2 separate regions of the Homo sapiens genome follow, and region 2 is linked to region 1. Evidence: read pairs that join two places in POLR2A ChIA-PET (ENCODE). Cell type or tissue: Panc1. All regions are shown on one strand.

Region 1 (2,500 bases):
TGGAAAACACTGATGTTAATGAAAAGAAGGCTAAAGAATAGAATTCACTAGGATACACTGTATGTTAGTCCTTTTTCACACTGCTGATACAGACACACCCGAGACTGGGAAGAAAAAGAGGTTTAATTGGACTTACAGTTCTGTGTGTGGCTGTGGAGGCCCCAGAATCATGGCAGGAGGCGAAAGGCACTTATTACGTGGTGGCGGCAAGAGAAAATGAGAGACATGCAAAAGCAGAAACCCCTGATAAAACCATCAGATCTCATGAGATTTATTCACTACCATGAGAACAGTATTGGGGAAACCACCTCCATGATTCAAATTATCTCCCACTGGGTCCTTCCCACAACATGTGGAAATTATGGGAGTACGACTCAAGATGAGATTGGGTGGGGACACAGCCAAACCATATCACACTGTTGTCTGATCTGGCATGGCAGATCCTGGTTTAACTGATTAATGTTTAAGAGGTGGATCTTACAGGTCTGTTCTACTTGATCAGTGACATTGAACGCCACTGATCACTCTTCTTTCTTGAAGCTGCCTTCCTCCTTAATTTCAAGACAGCATTTTCTTCTGTCTTTCTAGCTGTTCTTTCTCAGTCTCTTCTTCTGGTTCTTTTCCCTTTGCCTTACAATATTGATTCTGTCTTTACCCTTTTTTCTTACTCTGAAATACTACATAACATTTCTCATTCAGTCCTCAAGCTTAAACCCTGTCTGCATCAGTGAGTCTGTATTCTTCAGAATCATCTATGGAGCTTTTTTTTTTTTTTTAAATAGAGATTTCTAGGTCCCAGCCAAGACCTACTGAATCAGAATTTCCAGGCATGGGACCGGGCATATATATATATGTAAGTCTCATCGATTATTCTGAAGCATCTGCCCCTGAGGAAGTACCAGTGGTAGGATACTCATGGCTCCCATGTCTGTTCTAACCCCCACTTTTTTCCTGAGCTCCAAACAAGTATGTCCAGCTGGTTTTTAGACATACCTCCAAATAATTATGCCCAACTGGTTTTTAGACATATCTCTAAACAAGTATGTCCAACTGGTTTTTAGACATATCTCTTTGAGTTTACTATAGGAATCTTAAGTTCCAAGTTCCCTGTGTGGAAACCAAAGTCCTTATTTTCCTCACCAGGACTAATTTTTCTGTTGCCTATATTGCAGTTTTTGGCTTTTGAGTGTCCCGTACTAAAAATGTGTGAGTCACCCACATTTCCTTTTGTTAGTTTCTGAATCTCATTCCTGTGCTCATTCCTGGCCTCAGTTCAGGCCACCATCATATCTCCCCTGAATTACATCCAATGTCCCAGTTAAGCCTTTGTTTTCCCTGTTCTGGTCATTTAAGTCATTTCTGATTGTAAGTCATGTTCAGGTTATGTCAGGGAAAAGAGATTTGTTTATTGTAGGATTATCTTCTAGGTAAAGAAAACTTCTCAGCAGTTACACAGTCAGAACAGGGGCAGCAACTGTAGGGGTCATGATTTAATAGGGAGCATTCTCACTGGCCACTGTGGTAGTGCATAGCTACCTCATGGGCTACAGCCAGCTCGGAGATAGTGATCTCAACTCAGGAGTTAATTTCCAAGTCTTATGAGTTGTGGCTTGAGTGGTGATAGCAAACAGTGGTGACCTGTTCTTAAAGAATTACTTAGAGCATTCTTCCCTCAGAAGGAGCAGTAACTGGCATGCACTGTTAAGTTCCTTGGCTCCTCCTTATGCCATCAGGTCTAGAGTTTATCTTCCTAAACAGTAATATTGATCATGATATTCCCTGTTTAAAATCCTTTAATTCTTTCTTATAGGAAAACATCAAAACTCTAGCCTCATTCTTCCCTCTTTCTCCCTTAACACTTCTGTGTTCCAGCCACATTGTACTTCTCAGCCTAACTATGCATGCTATGTTCTTTTTATTTTTTGAGATGGAGTTTCGCTCTTGTTGCCCAGGCTGGAGTGCAGTGGCACGATCTCCGCTCACCGCTGCCGCAACCTCCGCCTCCCGGGTTCAAGCAATACTCCTGCCTCAGCCTTCCGAGTAGCTGGGATTACAGGCATGCACCACCATGCCCGCCTAATTTTGTATTTTTAGTAGAGACAGGGTTTTTCCTTGTTGGTCAGACTGGTCTCGAACTCCCAACCTCAGGTGATCTGCCTGGCTCGGCCTCCCAAACTGCTGGGGTTACAGGCGTGAGCTACCATGCCCAGCCAGCATGCTATGTTCTCTAAAGCCTTAATTCTCTTTCCTCTTACAGGAATATCCTTTCTTCCCTTCTTTGCTTACTTCCAGTTTTAACTCACTTATCACCTCTGTTAGCCTTTTCTGACTCTTCTGGGCAGTAGTTACTTTTCCTTGTGTTCTCGCTGTATTTTGCAGGGGCTTATATTAAAACTCTTATCACATTATAATGCATTTGTATATTTGTCTGTCTCACCACTGGGTTTTGAGCTTATCTAAGAGAGAGGCCATGTCTTTTCTGTTTATTCAACTTTCCTCT
Region 2 (2,500 bases), 100 kb after region 1:
TGATGTGCCACAGGGCTCTGTCTTTGCATCTGTTTGGATAACGTTTTCATCAATCACTTGGATAAAGATAAAGCACATTTATCAAGTTTTGCACATGACACAAAATTAGGAAAGACTGAATAATAAAACCAGAATACAAATATGTTGCAATAAGCTGGAATGAAGATCCCAAGACAAGAATTTACTTTAATAGATGTAAATGTATTTGTGCTGTCAAAGTAAATTACATAAATACAAATTGGAAAGACTTGGTTTGACAGTAGTTTTTATGAAAAAGACTTGGTAGTTTGAGGTGTCTAGAAAACTGAGAAGGACCAGTGATGAGACAACAGCCAGAAAGTCAAAGCAATCGTAGGCAGCACTGACACATTTGTGAAGTCCAAGTCAAGGCATGTGCTGTTCCCCTGAGGTACCACATCACAGCATAAAATCCACATCTTTGCAGCTCACTCTAATGGAGGAGGAGCTTCTAACAGAGAAGCTATTTTTGGAATTTCATGACCTGCAGAATGGCTGATGGGACTGGAGCTAGTTAATCCGGAGAGGAGGAGATGTTGCAGGGGCATGATCATCACCATCACTAACATTTACTGTGCGCTTACTCCGTGCCAGGCTCTGTTTGAAGTGCTTTATTTATTTGTTTGTTTGTTTATTTATTTATTTTTGAGATGGAGTTTCGCTCTTGTCACTCAGGCTGGAGTGCAGTGTCGCGATCTTGGCTCACTGCAACCTCTGCCTCTCGGGTTCAAGCAATTCTCCTGCCTCAGCCTCTTGAGTAGCTGGGATTACGGGTGCCCGCCACCATGCCTGGCTAATTCTTGTATTTTAGTAGAGACGGGGTTTTACCATATTGGCCAGGCTGGTCTCGAACTCCTGACCTCAGGTGATCCGCCCGCCTCGGCCTCCTAAAGTGCTGGGATTACAGGCGTGAGCCACTGTGCCCGGCCTAAGCACTTTAGATGTATAATATAATTTAATATGTATAAAAACCTCATGCGTTATTACTTTTTTTTTTTGAGATGGAGTTTAGCTCTTGTTGCCCAGGCTGGAGTGCAATGGCGTGATCTCGGCTCACCGCAACCTCCGCCTCCCAGGTTCAAGCAATTCTCCTACCTCAGCCTCCCGAGTAGCTGGGATTACAGGCATGCGCCACCACGCCTGGCTAATTTTGTATTTTTAGTAGAGACGGGGTTTTTTCCGTATTGGTCAGGCTGGTCTCGAACTCCTGACCTCAGGTGATCCGCCCACCCCGGCCTCCCAAAGTGCTGGGATTACAGGCGTGAGCCACCGCGCCTGGCTGGGGTTATTACTATTGTTATCCCTTTTTTATTTAACACCTGCAGACACTGAAGCACCCAGGGGCTAGGTAACACCGAAGGCAACACAGCTGTCAAGTGATTGACTGGGAGCCAGGGTGGGGTGGGGTGCCTCCAGATTTCTTATCCATAACTCCCTGCTGCCTCCCAACCGTCTTTAATAACGATTGCCTAACAGGTGGCTCTGTGGTTAGAAATTTTAGGCAAGCAGATTCCAGAAGAGCTTCCTGCAAAATAGCGGGTCCTCTCTTGGCTGGTGATGTTTAAGCTCAATGAACTAATCAGTTCAATGCTATTCAAATAGCATGCGCTCCATTCCTAAGGCAACTTGCATTCTAAAGCAAAGTTATGAAGCAGAGAATTGTCTTGTAACACACAACTACCAATGACATCCAATAATAACACTTATTAAAAGGTGAGGACACATCCTCCAGCTCTGCTGGGGACAATGTGGGGAATTCTGTCTGGAGCAAGGCCTTCGATAAGCTTGAGGCAGCTTGTAACTCTTAGCGTTTAGACTTTCACTGGCTGAGTTGTTATTCTTCATATTTGAATCTAAGAGCCATGGAGAGTTCTTAGATTGTTAGTTTTCCTGGACAGTTTTCTTTCCCTATACCTCCAACCCAAACACTTCCTTTGCCCTTCAGGTGAAAATGGAAATGCTCTTCACTCTTGGGATGGGCCCTCACCTTTTAGTAAGTGTTATGGTTGGGTGTCGATTAAAATTAAGGGGGCTGTGTGTTGCAGGACTACTCCCTTGTTCAGAGCCTTGCTTTAGAATGGGAGCTGCCACGGGAACAGAGCTCATGCTATGTTAATATGACTTTATTGCGGACACGGTGATGATCTAAAATCCTTTGCAAAGGCACTTGAATTTTGTAAACACCACTGTGTTCTCCCACTCCAGATACATGTAGTCAATGTCTGAACTATTGCTTGATTTCGTTCTTTAGACAAAAACTACTGTCTTTTTAAGAAAAAAAAAAAAAAAAAAAAAAAAAAACAAAAAAACAAAAAACTACTCCACGTTGTCTTTGAGGGTGATTAATTGCATAAGAAAGAACCCCATGATTCGTGTTACTCAGCAGAATCAAAAAGGCTTGTGCATTGTACTTGGGTAGCATGAGTTTAGTCATCTGAATCACAAACCCATGACCTCTGGATACTTGGGAGCCAGAATGAGG

The links. ChIA-PET counts read pairs that join two places held together with the same protein. Peaks named below come from ENCODE experiments on the same cell type or tissue, not always from the same donor. Only the 100,000 strongest peaks of a DNase experiment are listed, where the experiment ranks them.
Region 2: POLR2A ChIA-PET joins it to region 1 with 5 read pairs; 5 of 35 experiments call an interaction of 5 or more read pairs at or near these places.

Annotation. Positions count from the first base shown.
Region 1 is chr12:12,818,589-12,821,088 of GRCh38, forward strand. The region is part of intron 2 of DDX47 (DEAD-box helicase 47); the gene reads left to right. Among named protein-coding and RNA genes, the nearest start is that of DDX47, 6.5 kb to the left of the region's middle. In Panc1, no CTCF peak of the experiment used is centred here; a DNase peak (open chromatin) is centred at 1,561; H3K27ac peaks cover 2,500 bases.
Region 2 is chr12:12,919,846-12,922,345 of GRCh38, forward strand. No RefSeq gene overlaps it. Among named protein-coding and RNA genes, the nearest start is that of MIR614, 5.3 kb to the left of the region's middle. RefSeq lists enhancers at 1,114-1,258, 2,351-2,495 and cis regulatory regions at 1,186, 2,343-2,430, 2,423. In Panc1, no CTCF peak of the experiment used is centred here; no DNase peak of the experiment used is centred here; H3K27ac peaks cover 1,209 bases.